2 separate regions of the Homo sapiens genome follow, and region 1 is linked to region 2. The links are chromatin loops, found by intact Hi-C in ENCODE. Cell type or tissue: mammary epithelial cell. All regions are shown on one strand. Links, peaks and the distances in the headings refer to the core of each region. The heading gives the core; the rest is flanking DNA. Region 1 has its middle 32 kb from the start of CYP4X1. Region 2 holds the start of TMEM275 (transmembrane protein 275).

What was found. Peaks named below come from ENCODE experiments on the same cell type or tissue, not always from the same donor. Only the 100,000 strongest peaks of a DNase experiment are listed, where the experiment ranks them.
Region 1: a loop joins it to region 2, with 4 times the contacts of the local background. A loop is called at or near these places in 3 of 110 quality-filtered maps.

What each region holds. Positions count from the first base shown.
Region 1 is chr1:46,983,622-46,998,916 of GRCh38, forward strand. It overlaps a transcript of CYP4X1 not described here and the pseudogene CYP4A43P. Among named protein-coding and RNA genes, the nearest start is that of CYP4X1, 32 kb to the right of the region's middle. RefSeq lists an enhancer at 1-543. In mammary epithelial cell, for the core only: a CTCF peak has its summit at 7,627 (motif pointing left); no DNase peak of the experiment used is centred there; H3K27me3 peaks cover 225 bases.
Region 2 is chr1:46,527,369-46,542,663 of GRCh38, forward strand. It overlaps TMEM275 (transmembrane protein 275), which reads right to left and starts at 8,147. Exons shown (of 4, transcript NM_001396071.1): 1 at 7,743-8,147; 2 at 7,087-7,215; 3 at 6,571-6,673; 4 at 4,798-6,282. The coding sequence starts at 6,159. The coding sequence ends at 5,626. It overlaps MKNK1-AS1 (MKNK1 antisense RNA 1), which reads left to right and starts at 11,328. Exons shown (of 8, transcript NR_038403.1): 1 at 11,328-11,426; 2 at 13,562-13,641. RefSeq lists silencers at 5,612-5,811, 5,942-6,031 and a cis regulatory region at 8,674-8,770. In mammary epithelial cell, for the core only: CTCF peaks have their summits at 3,618, 5,611 (motif pointing right) and 7,910 (motif pointing left); no DNase peak of the experiment used is centred there.

The DNA.
Region 1 (15,295 bases), core at 4,107-12,106, 460 kb after region 2:
CAGGGACGTGCATGGAAAACAGTCTGGGCACATTTCTGTAAGGCAGTTGCAGTGTTCTCAAGGCCCGTGATAGTCCTTAGGCTTCTTGCTTCCTCCCAGCCTGAGGGCAGTAGAGGTGGGAGCTACAGCAGTGGCAAAAATGGTGGGCATGTCCATTACCTCTGGGAGCTCCAGCCCAGATAATACAGAGCTGCCACTGGTCCGAGTGCTGTGGTGGGGAGTGGGGTGGCTTCACTGGGGTCCCAGGTCAGTGGGCTTTATTTGGCAAGGTATAGTGGATGCTATGCCTGCAGTCTGTTCACCCCTCAGCATCATTGGTACAGCCCCTATCCTGAGGGCATGCAAGAGAGCCAGGCCTCCCTTGTTGGCAGAGCTACAGCAGCTGGTGCAGGAGTGCTCAGGAGTACAAGGCCCTTGGGGCTCCATGTGGGCCTGAGCAGCAGCTCTGCCGAGCAGCTCTGGTGTCAGTCTGGAGGCCCAGGGGAGAGAAAGTTGGTGGGGGAGGGCGGGGAGGGTGTGTGGAATTTCCTGAGCCCAGGTTTGCAAACGTCTAAGGCAGAAATGTGAGTCCTGGGGGCTCTTGCTCACTCACTGTTTCCCCAGTGGGGAGTCTCCCTTGCACCAATCCCCAGTGAGCAGTTGTCTTGTCTCACTCTTCTCTCTGTGGGTTGCATTTCTTCTTGATGAATCCCAATGTGTCCTCTGGGATGATCCCACTGAAGAACTAGTGTTTAACTCCTCCCTGCTCTGCCTTTAAAAAAAAAAAAAAAAAAAAAAAAACCAGGAGAGGCTGGCAAGATGACTGAATAGGAAGAGCTCTGTCCTGCAGCTCCCTGGGAGATCAATGCAGAATGTGGGTGGTTTCTGCATTTCCAACTGAGATACCTGGCTCATCTCACTGGGACTAGTTAGACAGTGGGTGCAGCCCACAGAAGGCAAGCTGAAGCAGGATGGGGTGTCATCTCACCTGGGAAGCGCAAGGGGTCAGGGAACTCCCTCCCCTAGCCAAGGGAAGCCATGGGGGGCTGTGCCTTGAGGAACAGTGCATTCCAGCCCAGATACTACGCTTTTCCCACGGTCTTCGCAACCTACAGACCAGGAGATTCCCTGGGGTGCCTATGCCACCAGGACCCTGGGTTTCAAGCACAAAAGTGGGTGGACATTTGGACAGACATGAAGATAGCTGCAGGAGTTTTTTTCATACCCCAGTGATGCCTGAAATGCCAGTGAGACAGAATTGTTCACTCCCCTGGAAAGGGGGCTAAAGCCAGAGAGCCAAGTGGTCTAGGTCAGTGGATCCCACCCCCACGGAGCCCAGCAAGCTGAGATCCACTGACTTGAAATTCTCGCTGCCAGCACAGGAGTCTGAGGTCAACCTGGGATGCTCAAGCTTGGTGGGGAGAGGCGTATCTGCCATTACTAAGGCTTGAGTAGGTGGTTTTCCCCTCACAGTGTAAACTAAGCAGCAGGGAAGTTCCAACTGGGCAGAGCCCTCCACAGCTCAGCAAAGCCACTGTAGCCAGACTGCCTCTCTAGATTCCTCCTCTTTGGCCAGGGCATCTCTGAAAAAAAGGCAGCAGCCTGTAGTCCCAGCTACTCGGGAAGCTGAGGCAGGAGAATGGCATAAACCTGGGAGGCAGAGCTTGCAGTGAGCCGAGATCATGCCACTGCACTCCAGCCTGGGTGACAGAGCAAGAGTCTATCTCAAAAAAAATAAATAGATAAAAAAGGCAGCAGCCCCAGTAAGGGGCTTATAGGTAAAACCCCCATCTCCCTGGGAGAAAGCACCTGGGGGAAGGGGTGGCTGTGGGCACAGCTTCAGCAGACATAAACGTCCCTGCCTCCTGGCTCTGAAGAGAGCAGTGGATCTCCCAGCACAGCGTTCGAGCTCTGCTAAGGGTTAGACTGCCTCCTCAACTGGGTCCCTGATCCCCATGTCTCCTGATTGGGAGACATCTCCCAGCAGAGGCTGACAGACACTTCATACAGGAGAGCTCCGGCTGGCATCTGGTGGGTGCCCCTCTGGGATGAAGCTTCCAGAGGAAGAAACAGGGCCATCAATCTTTGCTGTTCTGCAGCCCCCACTGGTGATACCCAGGCAAACAGGGTCTGGAGTGGACCCCCAGCAAACTCCAGCAGACCTGCAGCAGAGACGCTTTACTGTTAGAAGGAAAACAAATAAACAGAAAGGAAGAGCATCAACATCAAAAAGGATGTTGTCCACACAGAAACTCCATCCGAAGATCACCAACATCAAAGACTAAAGGTAGATAAGTCCATGAAGATAGGGAGAAACCAGCACAAAAAGGCTGGAAATTCCAAAAATCAGAATGCCTCTTCCCCTCCAAATGATCACAACTCCTCACCAGCAAGGGAACAAAACTGGATGGAGAATGAGCTTGATGAATTGAGAGAAGCAGGCTTCAGGAGGTGGGTAATAACAAACTCCTCCGAGCTAAAGGAGCTTGTTCTAACCCAATGCAAGAAAGTCAAGAACCTTGAAAAAAGGTTAGATGAATTGCTAACTAGAATAACCAGTTTAGAGAAGAATGTAAATGACCTGATGGAGCTGAAAAACAGCAAAAGAACTTCATGAAGCATATACAAGTATCAATAGTTGAATCAATCAAATGAAAGAAAAGATATCAGAGACTGAAGATCAATCTCTTAAAAATCTCTTAATGAAATAAAGCGTGAAGACAAGATTAGAGAAAAAAGAATGAAAAGAAATGAGCAAAGTGTCCAAGAGATATCAGACTATGTGAAAAGACCAAACCTATGTTTGATTGGTGTACCTGAAAGTGACAGAGAGAATGGAACCCAGCTGGAAAACACTCTTCAGGATATTATCCAGGAGAACTTCCCCAACCTAGCAAGACAGGCTAACATTAAAATTCAGAAAAAACAGAGAACACCACAAAGATACTCCTCGAGAAGAGCACCCCCAAGACATATAATTGTCAGACTCACCAAGGTTGAAATGAAGGAAAAAATGTTAAGGGCAGCTAGAGAGAAAGGTCGGGTTACCCACAAAGGGAAACCCAACAGACTAACAGTGGATCTCTCTGCAGAAATCCTACAAGCTAGAAGAAAGTGGGGGCCAATATTCAACATTCTTAAAGAAAAGAATTTCTTTTCTTTCATCTCCAACCAAGCTAAGCTTCATAAGTGAAGGAGAAATAAAATTATTTACAGACAAGCAAATGCTGAGAGATTTTGTCACCACCAGGCCTGCCTGACAAGAGCTCCTAAAGGAAGCACTAAACATGGAAAAAAAAACCAGTACCAGCCACTGCAAAAATATACCAAATTGTAAAGACAATTGATACTATGAAGAAACTGCATCAACTAATGAGCAAAATAACCAGCTAGCATCATAATGAAAAGATCAAATTCACACTAACAATATTAATCTTAAATGTAAATGGGCTAAATGCCCAATCAAAAGACACAGACTGGCAAATTGGATAAAGAGTCAAGATCCATTGGTGTGCTGTATTCAGGAGACCCATCATACATGCAAAGACACACGTAGGCTCAAAATAAATAAAGGGATGGAGGAATATTTACCAAGCAAATGGAAAGAAAAAATAAAAAGCAGGGGTCACAATCCTAGTCTCTGATAAAACAGACTTTAAACCAACAAAGATCAAAAGATACAAAGAAAGGCATTACATAATGGCAAAGGGATCAATGCATTAAGAAGAGTTAACTATCCTAAATATATATGCACCCAATACAGGAGCACCCAGATTCATAAAGCAAGTTCTTAGAGACCTATAAAGAGACTTAGACTCCCATACAATAATAGTGAGAGACTTTAACACCCCACCATCAATATTAGACAGATCAACTAGACAGAAAATTAGCAAGGATATTCAGGACTTGAACTCAGCTCTGCACCAAGCAGACCTAATAGACATCGACAGAACTCTCCACTCCAAATCAGCAGAATATACATTCTTCTCAGCACCACATTGCACTTATTCTAAAATTGACCACATAATTGGAAATAAAACACTCCTCAGCAAATGCAAAAGAACAGAAATCATAACAAACAGTCTCTCAGACCACAGTGCAATCAAATTAGACCTCAGGATTAAGAATCTCACTCAAAACCACATAACTACATGGAAATTGAAAAAACTGCTCCTGAATGACTACTGGGTACATAACAAAATTGAGGCAGAAACAAAAAAGCTCTTTCAAACCAAGGAGAACAAACACAAAACATACCAGAATCACTGGGACACAGCTAAAGCAATGTTCAGAGGGAAATTTATAGCACTAAATGCCCACAAGAGAAAGTAGAAAAGATCTAAAATTGACACTCTAACTTCACAATTAAAAGAACTAGAGAAGCAAGAGCAAACATACTCAAAAGCTAGCAGAAGGCAAGAAATAACTAAGATCAGAGCAGAACTGAAGGAGATAAGAGACATAAAAAACCCCTTCAAAAATTGATGAATCCAGGAGCTGGGTTTTTGAAAAGATCAACAAAATATGTAGACCACTAGCCAGACTAATAAAGAAGAAAAGAGAGAAGAATCAAATAGATGCAATAAAAAATGATAAAGGAGATATCACCACTGATCCCACAGAAATACAAACTACCATCAGAAAGTACTATAAACACCTCTACACAAATAAACTAGAAAATATAGAAAAAATAGATAAATTCCTGGACACATACCCCCTCCCAAGTCTAAACCAGGAAGAAGTCAAATACCTGAATGGACCAATAACAGGTTCTGAAATTGAGGCAGTAATTAATAGCCTACCAATAAAAAAAGTCCAGGACAAGATGGATTCACAGCCAAATTCTACCAGAGGTACAAACAGGAATGGTACCATTCCTTCTGAAACTATTGCAAGCAATAGAAAAAGAGAGACTCCTTGCTAAGTCTTTTTATGAGGCCAGTATCATCGTAATACCAAAACCTGGCAGAGACATAACAAAAAAAGAAAATTTCAGGCCAATATCCCTGAGGAACATCGATGGGAAAATCCTCAATAAAATACTGGCAAACCGAATCCAGCAGCACATCAAAAAGCTTATCCACCATGATCAATTTGGCTTCCTCCCTGAGATGCAAGGTTGGTTTAACATATGCAAATCAATAAATATAATGCATCACATAAACAGAACCAATGACAGAAACCGCATGATTATTTATCTCAATAGATTATCTCAACAGATGCAGAAAAAGGCCTTCAATAAAATTTGACACCCCTTCATGCTAAAAACTCTCAGTAAACTAGGTATTAATGGAACATATCTCAAAATAAGAGCTGTTTATGACAAATCCACGCCAATATCATACTAAACGGGCAAAAGCTGGAAGCATTCCCTTGGAAAACAGGCACAAGACAAGGATGCCCTCTCTCACCACTCCTATTCAACATAGTATTGGCAGTTCTGGCCAGAGCAATCATGCAAAAGAAAGAAATAAAAGGTATTCAAGCAGGAAGAGAGGAAGTCAAATTGTCTCTGTTTGCAGATGACATGATTGTATATTTAGAAAACCCCATCATCTCAGTCCAAAATCTCCTTAAGCTGATAAGAAACTTCAGCAAAGTCTCAGGATACAAAATCAAAGTGCAAAAATCACAAGCATTCCTACACAACAATAATCGACAAACAGAGAGCCAAATCATGAGTGAACACACATTCACAATTGCCACAGAGAGAATAAAATACCTAGGAATACCAATTTACAAGGGATGTGAAGGACCTCTTCAAGGAGAACTACAAACCACTGCTCAACAAAATAAGAGACAACACAAACAAATGGAAGAACATTCCATACTCATGGATAGGAAGAATCAATATCATGAAAATGGACATACTGCCCAAAGTAATTTATAGATTCAATACTATCCCCATCAAGCTACCATTGACTTTCTTCACAGAATTAGAAAAAGCTACTTTAAATTTCATATGGAACCAAAAAAGAGCCCACATAGACAAGACAATCATAAGCAAAAAGAGCAAAGCTGGAGGCATCACACTATTTGACTTCAAACTGTACTACAAGGCTACAGTAACCAAAACAGCATAGTACTGGTACCAAAACAGATATATAGACCAATGGAACAGAATAGAGACCTCAGAAATAACACCACATATCTACAACCCATCTGATCTTTGACAAACCTGACAAAAACAAGAAATGGGGAAAGGATTCCCTTAATAAATGGTGCTGGGAAAACTGGCTAGCCATATGCAGAAAGCTGAAACTGGATCCCTTCCTTACACTTTATACAAAAATTAATGCAAGATGGATTAAAGACTTAAATGTAAAACCCCAAACCATAAAAACTCTAGAAGAAAACCTAGGCAATAGCTTTCAGGATATAGGCATGGGCAAAGGCCTCATGACTAAAACACCAAAAGCAATGGCAACAAAAGCCAAAAGTGACAAATGGAATCTAGTTAAACTAAAGAGCTTCTGCACAGCAAAAGAAACTATCATCAGAGTGAACAAGCATCCTACAGAATGGGAGAAAATTTTTGCAATCTGTCCATCTGACAAAGGGCCAATATCCAGAATCTACAAAGAACATAAACAAATTTACAAGAAAAAAACAAACAACCCCACCAAAAAGTGGGTGAAGGATATGAACAGACATTTGTCAAAAGAAGACATTTATGCAGCCAACAAACATATGAAAAAAAGCTCATCATCAGTGGCCCTTAGAGAAATGCAAATCAAAACCACAATGAGATACCATCTCAAGCCAGTTAGAATGGCGATCATTAAAAAGGCAGGAAGCAACAGATACTGGAGACGATGCAGAGAAATAGGAACGCTTTTACATTGTTGATGGGACTGTAAATTAGTTCAACCATTGTGGAAGACAATGTGGTGATTCCTCAGGGATCTAGAACTAGAAATACCATTTGACCCAGCAATCCGATTACTGGGTATATACCCAAAGGATTATAAATCATTCTACTATAAAGACACATGCACATGTATGTTTATTGTGGCACTGTTCACAATAGCAAAGACTTAGGACCAACCCAAATGCCCATCAATGATAGACTGGATAAAGAAGATGTGGCACATATATACCATGGAATACTATGCAGCCATAAAAAAGGATGAGTTCATGTCCTTCCCAGGGACATGGATGAAGCTGGAAACCATCTTCCTCAGCAAACTAACACAAGAACAGAAAACCAAACATCGCATGTTCTCACTCATAAGTGGGAGTTGAACAATGAGAACACATGGACACAGGGAGGGGAACATCACACACTGGGGCCTGTTGGGGGCGGGGGGTTAGGAGAGGGATAGCATTAGGAGAAATACCTAATGTAGATGATGGGTTGATGGGTGCAGCAAACCACCACGGCACATGTATACCTATGTAACAAACCTGCACGTTCTGCACATGTATCCCAGAACTTAAAAAAAAAAAAAAAGAGTCAGGAGAGGCATCCCGTTAGTGGATCTGCTAATTGCACCTCAATCAGCACTGGATTCACAGAAATGTTCCCCCTCTTGCTCCCAGAAGCAACCTTCCAGACTGCTTTTAATGCGTTCTCTCAAGGTTCAAAGAAGCCCTACACTTCAAAGAAGGCCTCATTTCTGTTAACTTATTGCCACCTACTGGCCTACGTTAAATTTTATCAAGAAACGAGAGCCTGGATTTTAATGACCAGTTGACATCATGGATTTGTAGTTTTCCAGGGAGGCTTAGCAGGGCTGTCACAAGGGGCCTCATTAATTCTCCACAGTAAGCCCCAGACGGCTGAATATTTAGCTTGTTCTTACAGGCTTTTCAAAGGGAATTCCACGCTTACCTCCCCTAGCTCATTCCTACAACTTAGCATCTCTCACTGGGCAGAAGTCCTATCCCAGAGCTAATCCCAGTTCCTCCTGCTGCAGTTAAAGCACCCTTGTTTGATTATCATCCATGGAGCTGTATACACTTAGTGGCCATCATCTGACCTCTGTATTTTCTACCTCAGAAGCCTCCACTGGGAGGGGTAGGTGAAAATCCACTTAAGGCAGAGGACACAGATGCGTTCCAAGAGGCTTGGGCTTCCCCCATGTGAGGGCCAAAGCAAGCGCAGAGCAAACTTAAAGCAGCCTCGGGAGTGACAGGAGGACAAGCCTGTTGGAAAGGAATACGCTGGCCGGCGACTCGGAGGGCACACCTCTCAGCACATTAGAGGCATTGTGATGCGTGGGAAGGAGGAGGCTTTGGAGTCTTATAGATCTGATTCTCCTCTGCAAAATAGAGACAATAATCTTAATCTTAATAAAGAGTTGGGAAAATGAAATGAGCTGGCTTTACAAAGTGCCTGGTATGAAACAGATCCCACTCAACAGACGTTATCATCCGCTCCTCTCCCCACTCCCAGGACTGTCATTAAGAAAACTCAATTCAGGCCAGGCATGGTGGCTAACGCTTGTAGTCCCAGCACTTTGGGAAGCCATGGTGGGCAGATCACCTGAGATCAGAAGTTCAAGATCAGCCTGGTCAACATGGTGAAACCCTGTCTCTACTAAAAATTTTTTAAAAAATTAAATTAGCTGAGTGCGAAGGCACACGCCTGTAATCTCAGCTACTTGGGAGGCTGAGGCACGAGAATCACTTGAACCCGGGAGGCAGAGGTTGAAGAATATAAAAATAGACACTTTAACCAATTTAAATTGTACAGTTCAATGGCTTTAATGAAATTCATGATGATTTAGAAACCTCATTACTACCTATTTCCAAAACATTTTCTTCACTCCAACAGAAACTCTGTAACCATTAAGCAATACTTCCCCAGTCTGACTTCCCCCAGTCCCTGGTTATTTCTAATCAACTTTCTGGATCTATGAATTTGCCTATTCCTCTACCTATAAGCGGACTTATTACAGTATTTGTCTTTTTATGTCTGGCTATTTTCACTTAGCATACTGTTCTCAAGGTCATTCCTGCTGTTGTATGAATCAGAACTTCACTCCTGTTTGTGATGAAATAATATTGTATGTATATAGGACATTCTGTGTACCCATTTGTCTGTTAATGGACACTTGAGTTCTTTCAATCTTACATCTGTTGTGAATAATGGTGCCATGAACATTGGCTCACAAGTATCTGTTCAAATCCCTGTTTTCAATTCTTTTGGTTATATAGCCAGGTGTGAATTTCTGGATCCTATGGCACTTGTGATTTTCTTTTTCAGGAACCACAGATCTGTTTTCCAAATTGATATGCCAATTTATATTCACCAGCAATTTGTAAGAGTTCCAATTTTCCCACATTCTGTTAAATATTTGTGATTTTCCACTAAAAATAATTATAGACTTCCTTTTTTTATTACACTTTAAGTTTTAGGGTACATGTGCACAACGTGCAGGTTAGTTACATATGCATACATGTGCCATGTTGGTGTGCTGCACCCATTAACTCGTCATTTAACATTGGGTATATCTCCAAATGCTATCCCTCCCCCCTCCCCCCACCCCACAACAGGTCCCGGTGTGTGATGTTCCCCTTCCTGTGTCCATGTGTTCTCATTGTTCAATTCCCACCTATGAGTGAGAACATGCGGTGTTTGGTTTTTTGTCCTTGTGATAGTTTGCTGAGAATGATGGTTTCCAGCTTCATCCATGTCCCTACAAAGGACATGAACTCATCCTTTTTTATGGCTGCATAGTATTCCATGGTGTAGATGTGCCACATTTTCTTAATCCAGTCTATCATTGTTGGACATTTAGGTTGGTTCCAAGTCTTTGCTATTATGAATAGTGCCACAATAAACATACATATGCATGTGTCTTTATAGCAGCATGATTTATAATCCTTTGGGTATATACCCAGTAATGGGATGGCTGCGTCAAATGGTATTTCTAGTTCTAGATCCCTGAGGAATCACCACACTGACTTACACAATGGTTGAAATAGTTTACAGTCCCACCAACAGTGTAAAAGTGTTCCTAGTTCTCCACATCCTTTCCAGCACCTGTTGTTTCCTGACTTTTTAATGATTGCCATTCTAACTGGTGTGAGATGGTATCTCATTGCGGTTTTGATTTGCATTTCTCTGATGGCCAGTGATGAGCATTTTTTCGTGTGTCTTTTGGCTGCATAAATGTCTTCTTTTGAGAAGTGTCTGTTCATATCCTTTGCCCACTTTTTGATGGGGTTGTTTGTTTTTTTCTTGTAAATTTGTTTGAGTTCTTTGTAGATTCTGGATATTAGCCCTTTGTCAGATGAGTAGATTGCAAAAATTTTCTCCCATTCTCTAGGTGGCCTATTCACTCTGATGGTAGTTTCTTTTGCTGTGCAGAAGCTCTTTAGTTTAATTAGATCCCATTTGTCAATTTTGGCTTTTGTTGCCATTGCTTTTCGTGTTTTAGACATGAAGTCCTTGCCCATGCCTATGTCCTGAATGGTATTGCCTAGGTTTTCTTCTGGGGTTTTTATGGTTTCAGGTCTAACATTTAAGTCTTTAATCCACCTTGAATTAATTTTTGTATCAGGTGTAAGGAAGGGATCCAGTTTCAGCTTTCTACATATGGCTAGCCAGTTTTCCCAGCACCATTTATTAAATAGGGAATCCTTTCCCCATTTCTTGTTTTTGTCAGGTTTGTCAAAGATCAGATGGTTGTAGATGTATGGTATTATTTCTGAGGGCTCTATTCTGTTCCATTGGTCTATATATCTGTTTTGGTACCAGTACCATGCTGTTTTGATTACTGTAGCCTTGTAGTATACTTTATGCCCACCATTCCCTTAGTGCTGGCAGTGCCTGTGCAGTTAGGGCTGGGCTGCCTTCAATAGTAACAGAAGCAGGCTCAGCAGTGAGGCTCCTTGGAGGAGCCCTGAGACACCATCTGGGAGTCTGTTGGGGTTCAGCACAGAGACACTCATGCCGCAGCACCTGCTGGATCACTGAGTGCCCCTGTCAGTCCCTGACTGCCCCTGACTATCCCTGACCACCTCTGACAAGTCCTGTGAGATCCCCTGTCTACTTGTGGGGAAGGTAAAGTGGGAAGGAAGATCTTGGACCCCAGTGTCCAGAATTGATTGATTGTGCAGGATCCACCTGGGGAAATAGCAAGAGGAAAGCTTCGTGAGCTGTCCATAGTAATGGCCATGCACACACCCACATTCCCCTGTCCATATCACTCAAAAATATTCAACAAACACCTACTATGTGCCAGGCAGTATGCCAGATGGGGGGCACAGCTGTATAGAAACAGAAATGAACTGTGACTTTAGGAATTTATAGTCTAATTTACTGAATGTTCAAAACATGTGGCTGCTTTTATTATTACCTGGATTTCAGTAATGAGAAAATGATTACAGAGGAGTAGAAACTTCTGTTAAAAATAAAACACCCACTGAGAGTCAAAGATGGATTAGACTCTTTCTCTACTCCAATACTCCCTGTCCCAGGTGCCTCTGAAATATTACCTGGGGCTGGCCCTGTCCACCCTTCAGTCATCGCCCAAGGTGATGGTGCTGGTGGATGGAGCACTGGACTTGGACTCAGGAGCCTCAAGCCTCAGGCTCACTATATATGTTGATAGAAACTTAAAGTCTCTGAGCCTCAATTTTTTCTGTTGTAAGGTGGGAGCATAATCTTTATGCTACGTACCTAATAGATTTAAGTCATTCTTTCATTCAGCAAATGTTTCTTGAGCTCATAATTTAGAGGCTAAAGGCAGAAAACTAAAACTGTTCAATAAAATATCATAAGGCTTTACTAGGGAAGTGAAATATCCATCCAGGAAAGGAAAAATCTAAAAAGGAAGAATGAGGTCTTGAAGAGTAATAGGAGTTAACCGGGTAGAGAGTCCTAGGTAGAGGGACAAGCACCGAGAAAATCATGGAGATCACAGATAGAGGAGCAAGGGATGGGACATTTTATCTTCAAGTTCTGCACTCTCACTTTTTTCATGATTTATTTTCTCTAAGATCAAATTCAATGTCCAGAGTTCAGAGAGTAAGACACAACAGATATTTCTTGAAAAATTCCTCGGAAGTTTTAGAAGCCAGCTCTCACTGGGATCACAAGTTTCCTCCTGACCTGCTCTTTCACCCACCTTAAGTCTTACTCCCATCACTTTCCCCTTTGTGCCCCTGCCTTGTGACAAGAAATTCATTATAAAACTCATAGGGCCAGAGTTCTTTTCATTCTCCTCTAAGTCCTGGATGCCATCCAAAACCAACGGCAGAAGGCCATGCAACAACGTACACCCCATTTCAGCTGCCTTTCGTTTAGTTCTGTTGCTCCTTTTCCTCACTACATCATCCGGACACTGACACTTTTCATGCTGGGCTCAGCACCTGGTTTTTATTCACCCCCTGAGATACAGCAGCAGAAAGAGGTGTAGAGTCATAGTGCCTGTCTGTGAAACCTGGTTTTGGCTGTTTCTGTCTTTGGGTACTCATTTCTTAAAACAGTTGAGTTCATAATGTGGTAATATACAACATGTAGCGGGCACTGGCTATGTTCTAGGCATTGAACAAACAACTTTACATACTTTCTATCACAACAACTCTACGAAACTGTTTCTTAAAAAGAAATCTGATATTGTACATATAGAAACTAAGGCATGAAGAGGGTAGCTGCAACACTAGTGTCCCCCTGTTGGTAAGAGGTACAGCCAGGATTCTAACCCAGGCAGTCTGGCTCAGGAGACTTTGCTGTTCACCATCCATGTAAAGGAGATAATGATTAGGTTGAGCATCCAGGCCAGGTGGCAGCTCCTAAACATTCCAGGTGACATTTCATGTTTGCCATGTTTCTTCCAGTGTTTCCAAGTAGCAGGATGAGGTGTCAGGTTATCAACTACACATATTGACATAAATGCAAGCAAGCCTCTCTATTCGGGGTGGTTTCTGTGTGAAAGTGAATGGCAAAACTTGGGGCTAGGAGTAACATAGTCATTGAAAATGATGTTTATGGAGAATGTTTAATGATATGAATAAGAGTATAACAAAGTAATAAAAGCAGAATATAGAACTGTATGTAGAGTATGAGCTTCCATCTTAGAAAATTGTCCTTGTGATTGTCAAGGTTTATCAACAACTAAATATCTTTCCAATTCATTTGTTACCCAGACACTTCCACCAGAAACTCTTGGAAGGTGGTAACTCAGCATCTATGTCTTTTGCTTCCCATGGTATGAAGCAGAGGCCTGTGCCTGTTTATGATGCCCAAGGAATACCTGCTGATTGGACAAACGAGGGAGAGTAGGAATGAGTCAGATTTTGGATGGGTTACATCACCATCCTGAAGAGACTCAGATCAGTTTTGGGTGCCACACTGTAAAAAGGAACTTGGTATTTTTGTTGCTGAAAGCTTCCTTGTTCAGCGTTTAGGCAAAACAAAGGCTGAGGGAGGCAGTTGATCCCCGTGGTGGCACTTTGAAGCAGTTTCTCCTGTGGGTAGATGAGCCCAGGCACTTGTTTTCTGGGGTTTGATAAAGTTGAGTTTGATGCTGATGCAATCTTACATATCTTGTTTATGTCTACTCCTTTACAAAAACTGAATAGCCCATGCAGAAGTATTTTTTTTGTAAATGTTAAAGTGATTTATTTACTAAGGAATTCATCTTTTTCCTGTGGAGTTTATTCAAAAGATATTTTAAAATTATAGATTCAGGAGGTACATGTACATGTTTGTTACATGGATATATTGTGTAACACCGGGGTTTGGACTTCTACTGAACCTATCACCAAGATAGTGAACATAGTACCCAATAGGTAGCTTTTCAACCCTTGCCCTCCTTGCTTTATCCCACTTTTGGAGCCTCCAGTGTCTATTGTTTCCATCTTTATGTTCATGTGTATCCACTGTTTAGCTCCCACTTACAAGTAATAACATGCATGCAGTATTTGATTTTCTGTCTGGGGAATTATTTCATTTAGGATAATGGCCTCCAGCTGCATCCATTTTGCTGTGAAGAACATGATTTCATTCTTTTTATGGCGTATATATACTGCATTTTCTTTATCCAGTCCACTGTTGATGGACTCTTAGGTTGATTCAATGCCTTTACTATTGTGAAGAGTGCTGCCGTAAACATACATGTGTCTTTTCGAGAAAATGATTTCTTTTCCTTTGGATAGATACCTAGCAGCGGGATTGTTGCGTTTAATGGTAGTTCTATTTCTAGTTCTTTGAGAAATTTCTATAATGTTTCCCATAGGGTTGGACTAATTTACATTACCTCTAACAGTGGATAAGTGTTCCCTTTTCTACGTATCTTTGCCAACATTTGATATTTTTAGACTCTGTGATATGGCCATTCTGACCAGCTTGAGATAGTATCTCTGTGGTTTTAATTTGCATTCCTCTGGTGATTATTGATGTTGAGCATTTTTTCATATTTTTGCTGGCCACTTTTATGTCCTTTTGAGAAGGGTCTGTTCATGTTCTTTGTCCATTTATCATTTTTTTTATTTTTGAAAGGAGGTGTTTTTTATTAAAAATAAGGAGCTAATACAGTTTTGATTTAGTATTATGCATAAAGTGAAGATTAGTGGTTTATTAGGTTTTTTTGTTTGTTTTTTGTAGGTTTTTCTGTTTGTTTGTTTTTTAGAAACCTAGTCTTGTTCTGTCATCCAGGTCACCCAGACTGGAGTGCAATGGTGTGATCATAGCTCACTGCAGCCTCGACATCCTGGACTCGAGTGATCCTCCTGCTCTAGCTTCCCAAGTAGCTGGAACTACAGGCGTGCACCATCACACCTGCTTAATTTTTTACTTTTTGTAGAGACAGGGTCTCCCTGTGTTGCCTAGGCTGGTCTCAAATTCCTGATTTGCCCATTTGTAAATAGAGTTATTAGTTTTTTCTTTTTGAGCTTTTTAAGTTTCCTATAGATTCTAAAAATTAGTCCTTTTTCACATGCATAGTTTGCAAATATTTTCTCCCCTCCTGTAGGTTGTCTGTTTACTCTGTTGATTTTTTCTTTTGCTGTGGAGAAGATCTTTAGTTTTATTAAGTCCAGTTTGTTTATTTCTGTTTTGGTTGCATTTGCTTATGAGATCTTAGTCATAAATTCTTTGTATTGGCCAGAAGAGTATTTCCTAAGTTTTCTTCTAGGATTTTTATACTTTCATGTCTCATATTTAAATCTTTAATCCATCTTGAGTGAATTTTTGTATATGGTGAGAAGTAGGAGTCCAGTTTTATTTTGTATATAGCTAGCCAGTTTTCCCAGTATCATTTATTGAATTGGGTATTCTTTCCCCATTATTTATTTTTGGTGCCTTTCTTGAAGATCTGGTTTGTATAGGTATGTGGCTTTATTTCTAGGCTCTCTATTCTGT
Region 2 (15,295 bases), core at 3,411-11,410:
TTTCTGGACCATTTGGAGACCCAGAATTCCTTCTCTCCCCAACAAAAGTGTTTCCAGGAATTACTTCCTTCTGAGACTAAAGCTTGGCCTGACACAAGAGCCTCTTCTGGAAGGTCCTTAACTCATTGGGGTGTTGGAAGGCAAGTCTTAGGGATCAAGGCCAGTTTGTGACCATGATAAAAGCTCAGTTGTTGTCCAGGGTCAGGATTCAATGCATATGGATCAGGGTCAGAGTTCAGGTTGGCACCAGATTCAGGGTCAGGCTCAGTGATCAGAGTGAGAGTTCAGTGTATGGACCAGGGTCAGCGCTATCTGTTCCCAGGGTCAGGGCTCAGTCTATGGCCTGAATAAGGGCTAATGTGTGTCCATGATCAGTCTGCATGCAAGTCAGGTTCACTATATGGTAATTGTCAGGGTTTAGTTTATGGACTGGGGTCAGAGCTCAGTCTGGGATCAAGGTCAGTGTTTGATGAATGGACAGGCAGGGTCAGAGCTCAGAGTGTGACTAGGGTCAAGTTCAGTCTATGATTAAGGTCAGGACACAGTATGGACTGGGGTGAGGTTTCAGTCTAACATCAAGGTCAGGGTTTAGTCTATAAGCAGTCTCAGGACTTATCTGTGACCTTGATAAAGGCTAAGTTTCTGTCCAGGATCCAGGCTCTCTCTGTAATAAGGTCAGGTTCCAGGGTTGGATGAGTCACTTAGTAAATCTGAGTGACCTAACTCCCCCTCTTCCCCCATTTCTTAGGGCCTTGGACCTCAGAAGAGGAAAAGGCAAAATTGTGCAGTCTGGTTGGGCTGAGTGGTGTCTATCTCCTGCCATGTGCCCGGGGTGCCCTCTGGTGGCAGTCCCCAACAGTGCCGATTTCCTCAGGCTTGGTCCCTCCATCTGGCCATCTCCTGCTTTGGGGAGCCTGGCCCTCAGGCTGGTCCTTTGGCGCTGATCTAGTCAACCCTTCCTTCCCGTGCCATCCCACCTCCCCACAGAGAAATAGAAAACTGTGCAATTGGTTAGGGGAACTCTCAGACATATGAAATCTTCTCCCTTCCTGCCCAGAGTTAGGCATCTTGACAAACCCGTATTACTCGGGACCTGGAATCTCAGCTGTGCGATGAGATCCACACCTTTTCCTTCCTCCTTCAGTCCACAGGTGCTTATTGAGCACCTACCTTGTGCCAGGTGGGCACCGAAGGTACAGCTGTGAACAAGTCAGAATCTGGCCTCTTCGTGCTCACATTCCACTTCTCCCTAATCCCCCACTCCTAGTCCACAGTTCTCATCAGAAGGCTCCTGGCATCACAGAAGGCTGAGTGGGATTCAGAAGTCAGCAGCATGGGCTCCCTGCTCCCCCTGGAGTCTGCAGTTAGACTATTCTATCTTCCGGGTTCTCTGTCTTCCTGTCTCCTTGGAGTTTCACCACCACCCACATGCCGACAGCTTCTACGTCTCCATCCCAGCGCCTCCTCTTCCAGAACTCAGAGCTGTGGCTCCAGTTTCTGTGGGACAGTCCCTCTGGGCTAACAGGTCTTTTGCCTTACCAGGATGTCCCTTTTTTCCCAAATCCAGATCCTCCACCATACACCCTGGTGCTCAAACCAAAATTTTAGAACTTCCTCAGGATTCTTCTCTTTCATGCCCCCAAAACTCCCCCAAGAGGTGCAGAATCTGTCTACTCCAAGCAACCACCCTAGTCCCAGTGCCCATATGTCTCACTGCTGTGACCTCCTAGCCTGCCCCTCCTAGCCTTGCTTTCCCTCTTGCCCCTCGCCACTCTGTTACTTCCACACAGCAGGTGGAGCAGTCTTTACCATCATAAATCAGATCATGTCACTTCCCTGCTTAAAACCCTCCAGTGGGTCCCATCTCACCAAGAATCAAATCCCAACTCCTCACCCGGGCTTACTAAGCCCTCCATGAGCTAAGCAATACCCCCTCCCCGCCTCTCCAGCTTCATCTTCCATCTGTGTCTCAACAGCCTTTCTTTCTTGTTCTGACACACAGAGGCCAGTTCATTCTCACCTTAGGGCTTGGCACTGGCTGTTTCCTGAGCTTGAAATGTTCCTGCTCTAGACCTTTGCATGGCTGACTCACCATTCAGAGCCCAGCTTAAATGCCACCTCTTCAGAGAAAAACCCCCAACCATCCGACAAGTGCCTCTATCTATCACAACATCCTATTGTAATTTTCTGTGTAGTGCTGTTCACTAGCTAAGCTTTTTTGGTCTCATTTGCTCACTTATTTAATTCTTTATTGTCTGTCTCCTCCAAATAGAATGTGAGCTCCCTGAGAGCTTGTTCATCATTATATTCCCTCATAGCAGGGAACATAGCAGGGCTCAGGAATTCTTAAATTAATTAGTAAAAAAAAACGATTCTAAGGCTGGGCACAGTGGCTCACACTTATAATCCCAGCACTTTGGGAGGCCCAGGTGAGAGGACTGCTTGAGCCCAGGGGTTCAATATCAGCCTGGGCAACATAGTGAGACCCTGTCTCTACAAAAAATACAAAAAATTAGCCGGGCATGGTGGGGTGTGCTGGTAGTCCCAGCTACTTGGGAGGCTGAGGTGGGAAGATCACTTGAGCCTGGGAGGTTGAGGCTGCAGTGAGCTGTGATTGTGCCACTGCACACCAGCCTCGGCAACAGAGAGAGATCCTATCTCAAGATAATAATACAAAGAGGTTCTAAGTGGCTGCCCTCATTTCTCCTAGAGGGAGAAGCATGGGGGAAACCTCATTTCCCTTAATGAGCTGCCTTGTCCGGGCCAGCAGTAGTTTCCTTGGGGAGGCAGGGGCCACTCACCACGTGTAGCACCCTAAAGCCCCCCCGCCCCCAGGCCCTGGGGAGTACCCCTCCTTTAGAAGGACCAGCTCTGTGTCCTCTACCACAGTCCCTGTGCCTCTGAGGATAGGCCCTACTGCCTCAATTCTGAGGCTTTCAGGGCCTAGGGTGGGAGTGGAAGGTTTTACCCTCCTTCCAGGGCCGGTCTGCAGCATCCCTGCAGGAACTACTGGTCCCTGCTCAAATTCCCCAAGGTCAGGGAGCTTGATGCTTCTGTGCTGTCAGAATCATGTCCTCTCCTCAACAGAAACCTGCCTCCCAGAGGCCCTTTCAGGGCCTGAAGCCTGCCTGGGAGGGGCCTGCAGAGGTGTGAGACAGAGCACACCCTCCAGCCTCACCATGTGTAGGAGAGTGGGGCTTCCCTAGGGCCTCGCTGGCCATATTGCCCTAGAGGGGCCTGTCCCTGGGTGTCACCCAGGGAAGGGGTGTGAAGTGAGGAGTCCCCACGGTGGCAGACTGGAGCTGTTGGGAAGGTGAGCCCTGGGGCACTGGATCTGGAAAATCTCTTCTGGTGTGCCCGTGGAGGAAGCGGGGCAGAGAAAAGACAAATGATGACCTTCAGCTGGGGGTGTAAGTGGAAGGGACTCCAGGGAGCCAATGTCCCGCCTTCCCTGATCCATTCTACCCACACCATTGATCCATGTCCCACTGCCCTGAGTTTTTATCGTAGGCTCACTCTTCCTCTGCAGCAGCCAGGCTTGCAGAACAGGATCTGGAAGTCTTGTGGGGGAACAGGAAAGAGAATGTAATTCCAGGCATCTAACAGCAGGTGGGAGAGGGGTTCGGCTGAGCCTAGCATTGCAGGGCTAGAATCCTAAGGTGGTAGGAGAAGGGTGGTTCTGACCACACCCCAAGGCTGCATCAGCGGTGGCCCCTCTCACCTACTGCTCTACCACAGCAGCAGGTGGCATCTAAAGCTGCAGACCAATGCACCAGAAGAGACAGGACTGGAGCCTGGGGAAGTGGCCTTCCTTACACACATACAGGGTGGGGTTGGGGAGCTCAGAGAATAGGTCATCAGCTGTAGGTACTGGGAGCTTCAAAGGTTAAGGCCCATTGACACGTGCAAATTAATAGAGATGGCCTGCTCAGCACCTGCTCAGGCAGACTTGCTCTTCTCTAGGTCAGTGGGAGAGGAGACAGCAGGAGAGACAGAGGTGGAGATGGCGCCAGAGGAAGGAAGAGCCCAGGGCTGGTGGGAAGTGTCTGGGTCATGGCAGAGTAGTAGCAAAGCCTGTCTTGGAAACAGAAAGGGAGGCTGGTGATGAAGCCAGGAGTGGATGGGCAGGGAGTCATAGCCAGCCGGGGGCAGTGGGTCAGCATGTGCCCCAGTCACTGCTTGCCTAGGTACCTGCATGGAGACGAAGGGCTGGCCCAGAGTTGCAGTGTCTCCTCCTCAGTCCCCTGACCCCTTTTCTTTTTTGCAAGGCAGCCCCTATTCCTCTACTTGGCCCCCTCACCTACCCCCTCACCTGGACGAACCACAGGCCGGGCCCAAACTCGGCAAGTCCAGCTAGCTTGGGCAGTGTCTGGGCTTTGCACAGCCCCGTGGAGCACTTCTCCCCTCACCCTGCTCAGTGACCATGCCCTCAACCACTACTGCTGCCCTCACACCTCCACATGCATGTGTGATGTCAGACTGTTACCCAAACGCTGCCACTCCCCACCTCTTACAGGAGCCAGGCAATCACACCCACAGTCACACTCCTATGTTCATCCAGTCCCCCAATCTGACCCATCTGTTCCCACATTCATGGGCACACAGTCTTAGATACAGTCTTTTACTCATAGTCACACACTCCTCTCCCTTGAAGCCGCCTTCTAGGTCTCCAGGAGGGGCTGGTACCAGGATGCTCAGGCACTCAGCCACAGGCTGGGAGGGCCCCAGAACCCAGGGTGCTTAGCCAGAGGCCCCACAGCCACCCCTCCCTCCCGGCCTGCACTGTCACAGAGGACTGACTCCAAAGGTGCTTTATTGAGGAGTAAGGCACTGCAGGAATGCATGGTGTGCCACAGTCAGGGTGGGTGGGGGCCAGCATTGCTGGCAGTGAAAGTCACACTAGGACTTTCAGGGCTGCAGAAGCTCCCTCACCACTCACCTCTGTCAGGGCCCCAGTCTCAGCTACTCTTGCTCTTAGTCAGACAGAAAGGGTGGGGAGTGCTCACCCCGGCCCTAATTCTAGGGACCATCCTGGCCCAAGTCAGAGCCACGGCTTCTCAGCCAAATGAATCCCAAAGGTCATGTTGGGGTAGAAACAAGGAAGGTGGGGAGGGGCAGGAGAGGGGACTGGAAGCCTTTCACGGTGTGTGCAAGGACAGAGACAGCCCAGGCTGACATTCAACCCTTCTCCCTCTCTTCCTCCCACCTCACTGGGGGGACTGCTGGTGGTTAGCCCCTTCAGGGTGGGTGCTCCTTGGTTCACAGTGCCCAAATGCCAGGGGGAGGTGGCAGTGTCAGGGTTCCAGGGTCCAGGGGCCTACTTTCAGCAAGCTGGATGGGTAAGGTTTACTAGAGACCAGAGACCCTGTCTAAGGGGCCAAGGCTCTGCTGCTCCCTTCTTTGGGGTGTGACCCCTGACACCATCACCACATTCTACCCAGGAGTTTGGGAGATGGAAAAGATGAGGCCACCTGAGCCCAGCACCAGACCCTTGTAAAAAAGAAAGGAAGGAAGGAAGAAAAGGTTTTCTTTTTTCTTTTTCTTTTCTTTCTTTTCCCCCCTTAAATGGCACTGAAGGAAGGGGAATGAACCCGGACAGCGGAGTCACGGCGGGGCCCTGGTCCGCTAGGGGGCGGCGCGCGCCCGGGGTGGGTTGAGCTGGACTCCTTCCGAGCGCAGCGCGCAGACGGCCGCGGGCGCCGGGGCCTCCAGGGCGAGGGGGCTGGGGCCGGGGCTGGAGCAGCCGGAGGACGCGGCGGAGACGGCAGGGCTGAGCTGCACGGCCGTGGTGTCCTGTGCCGTGGGCTCGCTGCTCTCCATCTCCAGCGCCACGGGCCCGGCGCGGCCGCCACCCTGGCCCGGGCCCGCCGCGGCCGCCGAGCGCCCACGGGGCGCGAGGCCCCGGCGGCTACACACGCAGCAGGCCGCGAAGAAGCCGAGCGCCAGCACCAGCAGCGCCAGCCCCACGACGAGCAGCGCGTTGTGCTCGGGCAAGAAGGAGGCGAAGGCGCCTGCCAGCGTCACGTTCACGCCCGCCAGCAGCGCGCACAGACCGCAGGCGCAGCACAGCGCCGGCGACGGCAGGCCGGGCACCCGGCCCCGGGCGCGTTCCGCGGGCGCCGGGACCGGTGGCCCCTCGCTCTTTTCTGCCGGCGGCATCGGCCTGCGCACGCCAGGCACGCATCAAGCTCCCTCCTGCCGCCGGCCCGGAACAGCCCAACTGCCAGGAGCCTCCTCACGCTGGTCCTGTGGGCAACTGCCAGGAGCCTCCTCACGCTGGTCCTGTGGGCACACAGCAAGAGGGCGGCGTCAGCAGGGTATCTTGACCTCCAGTCCTAGGCTCCGTCTGTAGCTACACTGAGTGCCTGGGTGGGCAGAGGTCATCTTGGCCAGCCCCCTGCCTCTGCCTCTGGGAAGCAACAAACCATCCCATATGTGAAGAATCGACTTGTTTCCCCACCTAGTTCCGGGGGTCCCTCGTGGCCAATCTTGCCATCCTCCCTCTCTCCTCACTTTTTTGTCCTCCAAACAGACGCTGCCCCTCCAACCCCTCTCCTCCAGGAAGCCTACCTGAACTCATTTGAGTGAGATAGTGGCTGGAAAGTGCTCAGCACAGTGTCCAGTTCAGCTTAGGTGCTCATCACATGATAATCATCGTCTTCAGTAGTCCTAACTAGTAAGGCAAATGGCAGCTCTTGGGATTTAGGCAACTCACTCTCTCAAGTGGAAGAGGCCTTGGAAATCATCTGACCTTGCCCCCCACCCCCACCCCCTTATTCAGATGAAGAAACCGAGGCTCCCAGAGGTCTAGCAGTTTATCCAAGATCCAGAACCAGGACCCAAATGACCATGCCACTTGGCCTCAGTATCCCCACCCTAGACTCCGGTAGGCATAGCAATGACACTGACTCTCCTGAACATCAGATGAGGCCCTGGAGTGAGTGGCCACGTGAGAGTGAGGAGCTCCTGATGGTTCAGACGGTCAGTGAGAGGGCACAGTCCCCACATCGGCTGGCTTGGGCTGGAGCAGATCTAAAGCACCAGGGCCCTTTCTAGACTGGGCATTCTATTAAATTCCAATCCTACCTCCATTCCACTCCCCATTGTTTTACTGTTGAACCTGGATTCAAAAGCCTAATTGCTGGATGCTAGAATTCCTTTCTAGGATTCTCTAGATGTCTCTGGTTCTGGGATCTATCACTGGATTCTAGAATTCTGGAAATGCATGCAGAAACAAGAGTAATAAAATTAGAGTCTAGGGATTTATGATTTCTATTTGAGAATTCTGTTCTATAACGCATAAGATCATAGTTGGTACAAAGGCCCTCAAAGGACGAGATCTTAGCTAGTGAGCTGTGTTAGAATTGTGGGGAAAAAATGCCAGAAAAGGGTCCTGGATGGGGATGAAAGGGAAGTAATCAGATGGTACCGCGGGTCTGAGGGGAGCATGCAGGGTGAGGAGCAGTGAGTGAGTGTGACCTTCACAGGGGGCCTGACTCTCCTGCTTCCATCTTCTCTTCTGTAATGTGGGGCTAATCATAGAACCCACCTCATAGGGTACAGTGATAATTAAATACTTTAAGCTAAATAAAGCGCTTAGAACAGTGAGTATTTAATAAATGTTAACCATGCCCTTGTGGTGCTGGTTGACAGAGAAGGGAGTCATGAAGTCTCAAATCTGGGAGGTTGGTCATGTTGGTTTTGGAAACAGAAAAGTTGGGCTGTCTCCCAGGTGGAGGTACCTTTCTGAGTGTCCAAACCCTATACCCAGTGGAGATGGAGAAAGCTTGATGACTGAGTGAAAATGAAGGCTAGTGTCAGATCCTTCACTTGCAACACACAGGATGCGCAGGTCAGAGGACTTGAAAGGCCACCTCCAGGCCTGTCCAGAGCTGATGACTCCAGGGCTCCCTCTCCTGGCACCATGCTGAGAGGTGGCAGCCCTACTGAGACTCTAGCCAGAATCACCTTGTTGCCGTACCAAGCTGGCAGGAAGTCAGAAATCCCCAAATCTTAGCAAAGAAAGCACATGTTGACCCTTGAGGGCATCTACAGACCACAGATTCCTGAGGAAGCTCCTCATCTGCATGAACATTTGCTCTCTAACCTGCTGCTGATGGTCCTGCCAGGCAGGGATAGCAACCACTAAAAGGGTACAGCAGTTTACAGTTTGCAAAGCACTTTTACATCTATGACATCACAATCTACTACTGCTTGATGCCTATTAATAGCCATATTTTGGCTGGGCTTGGTGGCTCACACCTGTAATCCCAGCACTTTGGGAGGCTGAGGCAGGCAGATCACTTGAGCTTGGGAGTTTGTGACCAGCCTGGGCAACATGGCAAAACCCTGCATCTATTTATTTTTTTTTATGAATAAAAAAAATTAAAAAAAATGTTTTTAATAGCCACATTTTGCAACTGAGGAGACTGAGGCTCAGAGAGGGAAGTGGATTGGGGCTCTGGTGGCTGGACTAAAAGGAAGAATAGACATTCTGAGACCAGAGTCAGAAAACAGATGAGCTGGCTCACACCCCACACAATCTTGCTTAATTTTAAAGAGAAGGATTTGATCCTCGGAGGGGCTGTGAGATTCCCAAATCTTCCCCTTTCAAGCCTCTCCCCAACCTCATTCATCAACATCTGACATAATCTGAAAAAGGCAGGGGTTCCCTTCCTGTGGGGAGGGCTCAGTATGAGGGTGCCCCGATGGAGAGGAGGGAGTCTGGTTCACCTCACTTCACATCAGCCTCCTGGAAGCTGACACTGGATGAGGGTCAGGAAGGCCCTGCGGGCTGGAGAGTCCAGGGATCTTGCCTCTCCTTTTTTTTTTTTTTTTTTTTTGAGATAGAGTCTTGCACTGTCACTTGGGCTGGAGTGCAGTGGCGCAGTCTCAGCTTACTGCAACCTCCGACTCCTGGGTTCAAGTGATTCTCTTGCCTCAGCCTACTGAGTAGCTGGGATTACAGGCACCCAACACCATGCCCAGATAATTTTTTTTTTTTTTAGTAGAGACGGGGTTTCACCATGTTAGCCAGGCTGATCTCGAACTCCTGGCCTCGTGATCCACCTGCCTCAGCCTCCCAAAGTGCTGGGATTACAGGTGTGAGCCACTGCGCCCGGCCAAGATCTTGCTTCTTTTCCCATACGGGGAAGACTCTCCTTTGCCTTTAGGTTTTAGCAGTTTTACTGTGATGTGCCTAAGTGAGTTTTTCTTTGTATTTATCCTTCTTTGTAGATATTTGCTTTGTATGTATCCTTCCTGGTGCTTCTACAATCTGTGGCTGCATCATATCACCCCACAGTTCAGGAAACATGTCAGCTCTTATCTTTTCCCCATTCTCTTTCTCCTCTCCTTCTGGGACCTTCATTGCTTGTATGTTCAGCCATTTGCTATTGCCCCACATGTCTCTTTTACACTTTATTCTATATTTTCTAGGCTTTTCCTTCCTTCCTTCTGTTTCAGTCTGGATATTTTTCTACTGAAATATTTTTCTACTATCTAGTTTACTAATCCTATTTTCACATGTGTCTTTTCTGCTGCTAAATCCATCAACGGAGTTATTGATTTCATTTGTTATAACTTTTCAGTTCTGGAATTTCCACTAGATTCTTTTTCATAGATTCCAGTTTTCTATTGAAAGATTCCCTTGTTGTTAATTTTCTTGAACATATTAAACCTTCTAGAGTCCATATCTGAAAACTCCAACATCTGGATCTCCAGTGGGCTTGTTTCTATTGTCTGTTTTATTGCTCTTGTCTGTTTTATTGCTTTTGTTCATTTGGTCTTATCTCCTGAAATGCCAGATAATTTTTTATTGAATGTCCAACATTGTGTATAAAAACTTACAGAGCTAGCATGAGGCTCTGAATGATGCCATCTTTCTCCAGAGGGGATTTACTTTTGCTTCTGACAGGCACTTAAAGGAGGACAGGCCACTTTAACCCAATCGAGGATTATACTGATTGGAAACTTTGTTCCAGTCTTCCTGAGTCTAGTCTATATCTGGTTAGCCATTATTCCTAGAGTGTTTCTTTGGTCTTCCCAATAAAAACTGTTCCCTTTTTAGTCCCCAAATTCAAATTTGACTCCCCAGTCTCATGACCACTGCCTCCTACAAACTGGAAAATGCCTTTAGGGAAAAATCAAAATCTAGTATTACTTCTCTCCACAATCTTGGCCCCCTCAAGTCCTCAGTGCCTTCGTAGCTCTCCCATGCCTTTAAACAGATTTCTTAAATGCTTAATCCAGCTTTTAAAGTTATCCTCAGCAGGTAAATTGGTCTGATAGAAGCTAGTCTACTTTAGCCAGAAACAGAAGTCTAGATGATAATCTGAAATTAGCACAATTAGATCTACAACTAAGTTATGCTATGCTAAGCACTTATAATAATATCCAATTTAATTTTTACAACATAAGATTAAGTATTACTTTTACATCTCCATTTTACAGATGAGGAAACTGAGACAGAAAAAGATTAAGTAAACTCATCCCAAACCGCTCAATTGCAGTGTGGTGCCAGGATTTGAAATCTGGTGTACTGATCCAAAGCCTGAGCTCTCAACCTAGCACAGTGCTAGATTTGCTAAATGTTTGTTGAATGACTGAGGCACAGGGCACAGGCTCTTCTGAGGCCCTGTAGATAAGCTCCTGTAATTAGAACTTACACTGCTCAAACGTCAACCACAGAGGAAGACAGGTTTTCTCTGGTTCAAGGAAGGTAAAAATCACTTTGCTTCTTCCTTGGTTTAGCAAACTAGGTTCAACAGAAAATAATTCCAGCCCAGGGGCTGAGCTTCTAAGTGCTAATTGCTAATGAATGATTGATTCTTATCTGCTCCTGGGAGGCAGAGTGACTATAAGACAAAAGGACCTCTGCCCTGGGCACAAAAAGGACTAAGAACATGTGGGTGTTGGGCTTATTCCCGAGGTTGCCCTCCGCCCTGGTTAATTGGGATCTGGGAGTGTGCAGGGGTGAGGTGTTGAGGCTGCTCAGCTGTTGTAATTCAATTTGCACCACCATTTCATCTGGTGGACTGTGGCCTCCTGTGGCTGCTGTTGCAGTGTTGGTTCTATTTTGTTGTGGGTGTTCTGGCTAGCTCTGTTGTGGGGTGTCCTTGGCACTGTTCACTAAATCTTTCTGGTTTTCCACTCTACTGAGCACAGGTTAAGATTGTACTTTCTGGCTAATTTGTGATTAGGTGGCACTGTGTGACGTTCTGGCCAGGGAATTGTGACACGTGCCACTTCCAGGCTGGCCTATTGGATTATGGAAGCAGGACTCTGAGTTGATGCTATTGCTCTCCCCAGTCCTCTAAGCCCCTTCTATTTCATTCCAAGTCCAGCCTTCAACCCCAGTGCCTGAGCAGGAGGGAGGGACATTGCTCTGACTCTTGAGTTGCGAGGACTGGAAGACCTTCACTTTAGTGAGTACTCCAAGCTGCTGAGCCCATGGAGATCATCTAGTTCAATCCCTAAATCTTCAGAAGTGGGAAACTGAAGCTTGGAGTAGAGGAGGGCTAGGGCCAAGCCAGACCAGAACCAGGCCCTTTCCCAACCAGCCAGGGCTCTGAACACTGCCATTCAGCTGCCCATGACCCTGGCCAAGCAATTCACCCTCCCTGCTGCCCTGCCTCTGGTTAGGGAGGCCTCATGGTCTCTGCATGGGGAGTCCAGTCCACAAGCAGTTTGGGGGAGGAGCAGACACTGGTTGGGCAGCCTGGGAGAGCTGGGGTCCCTCTCTGGGCCTTTGTTGTCTGAATGTGAAGGGAGGGGTATAATGAGGTTATTGTCCCCAAACTGAGGTCCCTCATCAATCAATCTGCTGCCCCACCCTCAACTACTTGAGGTTTGTAAAGGTGGAAATGAGGACCTGTTTAGAAATTACTGTCAGTGTATCAAAAGGTCTCATAAAATGGCACATTTACATATATGTATACATATATGTATATATGGCACATTTATGTATAGGTATACATATAAATGTATATGGCTGTACCTGCTCATTGTACCAGATTATTTGCTTTAGGCTGGGATTCCGTTATTTCCCTGGGAAATCAGCTGCTGCACAGGGGTTCTTGTTGAGGGGGAGGGGCACTCATATTGAGCAGCAACTCTCTGCTAGGCACTTTCCCTACATTAGCACATTTAACCTTCACTACAACCCTGTGAGCTGTTGCAGTCCTGCCCCCAGTTCACAGTGAGGACACCGAGGCTAAAGAGGTGAAGGGACTTACTCTGGTTTACTCAGCTGCAATAGGGAAAGCTGGGATTCAAACCCAGTTTTGTCAGATTGAAAAGCTCATGTTTTTGGCTCATTAGAATTGCTGTTTACTGAAAGGTACAGAGATGTTTGCTTATTTAAAAAATTTGGGCTCAAGGGGGTGGTCCTAAGTAGGTGAAGGCAAGAGCTCCTGGAGAGGGAGTCTCTGTCTGAAGTCCCTTCAGGTCAGCAGGTCAGCCTGCACCCCCCTCTGCCCCCAACCCATGGTTCTGGGATGTTTGTGTTGCACAAGAGCAGTTGCTTGACTAGAGGTAGCTGCCAGGCCTCTTGGCTCCAGATTCCTGGTCCAAAGGCCCAAGAACCTCTGGGCGTGGGGGCTTCAGTCCAGACATCAGCCAGGGGCCCCAGCCCCCTGTCCTCCATGGGAGGCTGAGCCCCTCACTTGCTCAGTCTGAGCTCTTTACCGCTCACTATGAACTCCTCTGTTCCTTTTAGTCTTAGCCCTTCTGTTCCCTCTCAGTCCCTGGAAATCTGGGCCAGCCCTCTTCCCAGCACCCGCATCCTCAGGAACCTCCCACATCACTCTTACTCATCGCCGGCTGGGGCTTATTCACTACCTTGGGAGCTCTCAGCTTCTGCCAACTGAATTCTGCATACCCAGAGCCCAAAGAGCTACCATCACCCTCACCCTAGCCAATCCATGGGCCTGTCCTCACCATAGACACAGGCATATATACATGCATACTCACACATGTGTCCATGTGCGTGTGCGCGTGCGCGCGCGCGCGCACACACACACACACACACACACACACACACACACACACACACACACACAGTCTCCAAGCTGGAAACAAGGTTTGAGGATGAAGCCTGAAGGCATGGCTTTCCAGCTCCTGTGTCTGATTCCTGGGATCTATCATCTTCCTCTCTGAGCCCATGTGCATGCACGAACACACACACACAGACACACACGCAGTGACCGGACATATCCAGAAATACAAACACAGATGCATAGATGCATTGCACACAGACAGTTGCAGACACAGGCCAACATATCACACACTGTCAGTTGCCTGCCTATCTGGTGGAGATGAGCTGCTGCCCTGGAGACTTCTCCTTGCCTGGAAGTGTGATGGTGGAGGGAAGGTGCTTGAGAGCAGGAGCCCCTGGGAGAGGTGATGGGTGAACAGGAATTCCATTCTGGCTTCTCTGATGGTGCCTCCCCATTCACAAGGGGTCTCCATGCTGGCAAAAGGCAAGCACTCACCATTCCCGTCACTGGGGCTCAGCTTTGCCATTGGTAAAGTGTGAGATTGATCTAGATGGTCTTTGCAGGCCCTGCAAGCTCTGGCTTCCAGCACAGCTGAGAGGCCCCAGTGGCACAAGACTCCGAAGGCTTCTTTGAGCGATCACAGGTCTGTGTTGGTTAGACCAAGCCTTTGTAACAATCCAGGCAAAGATGCTCCCTTCCAGTCCTTCCTGGTGCTCTCGCACTTCCCCAACAGAATCCTCAGGCCACAGTCCCCAGCAGGGGTTATATAGGTGGCCAGACTGGGATCTCTAACCTCAATCTGGGCCTCTGCGTCTACCCTAAGCAACTCAGCTGCCTGGATCCAGCCGGAGGGGTGGAGAGAGAGGACTTCAGACTGGCAGGAGTGGAACTGCCCTTCCTGTCTGTCTCCTTCCCTCCAAGGCTCTGGAACTAGCTCCACTTTCCTCTCCAGCCTGAGGAACTTCAGCATCTTTTGCCCAACGACCCAACCCCTCTGGCCTCTTAGTTTCTTGACTTCTCATCTCCAATGCTCAATTCCTTCATTCCACCTCAGCTACACTTCCTCATACCTCATTACCTTCAGGACTTTACCACCCTTGTCATCACCCTGAGCCATTCCACCTCTGAGAAACTCTGACACCCTACTCTCGACTGTAACTCCACTGCTACCTCTGTACAAACACGGGTACAGCACAAACACTGTTCTAAGCCATATATGTATACTTTTTTTTTTTTTTTGAGATGGAGTCTTGCTCTGTTGCCGAGACTGGAGTGCAGTGGTGCAGTCGGCCCACTGCAACCTCCGCCTCCAGGTTCAAGCGATTCTCCTGCCTCAGCCTCCTGGAGTACCTGGGACTACAGGTGCGCACCTGGCTAATTTTTGTATTTTTAATAGAGACGGGGTTTCACCATGTTGGCCAGGATGGTCTCAATCTCCTGACCTCATGATCCACTGGCCTCAGCCTCCCAAAGTGCTGGGATGACAAGCATGAGCCACCGCGCCCGGCCGCCTTTTATATATATTAACGCATTTAAGTGCCATGACAACCCTTAGTTAGCACTACTGCTGTTGCTAATTTATGGATTGGAAAACAGAGGACTGAGAGGTTAGAAGAATCGCCTAAGGTCACAGACATCATGGTAATACAGGGCAGAGCTGTGATTCAAACCTAGGCTGTGTGTCTCCTAAATCTGTGCCCTTCATAACTCCACACTGCCTCTGGCTGTAACTGTTCTCTGATCTCATGCAAACCCTGAAACTCTACAGTTTTCTCCACGATACTGTTGCTTCCAATTCTGTCTGCATCTATCCAAGAACCCAAACTGCCTTATTTCCATTACTCTCTTGTAACTTCACTTGTCCCTTTGTCCTTCTGCCAAAGCTGCCAGCAAAGCCTCAATTGCAACAGTCTGGCTTTCTGCCACCTCAAGTCTATGCCTAAACTGCCAAGCCTTGTAGGTGAAAAAACCACAGCGGGGCGGCACGGGCCCTTTGTACATCCACATCCCTGGCATCACTGTGGTCCTTAAGGATCCCGGGAAACCTCCCACTTCCTAGTCTGAGCTCACCAACCCGTCACTGGACTGTACCTCCCACTGGATGCACCTAAGAAGGCCTCTCCCATCTTGAAACAAAACCCTTCTTCAACCCCACATCTGCCTCCAGCTAACACTCTGTCCCTTTCTTGAAAGCACTGTCTGCAGTATATATCTCATCTCCTTGTCAAGAGCCAATCCACTCCAGTCTGGTTTCTGCCCCATCACACCACAGACTGCTTTCACCAAGGCCACCAGCT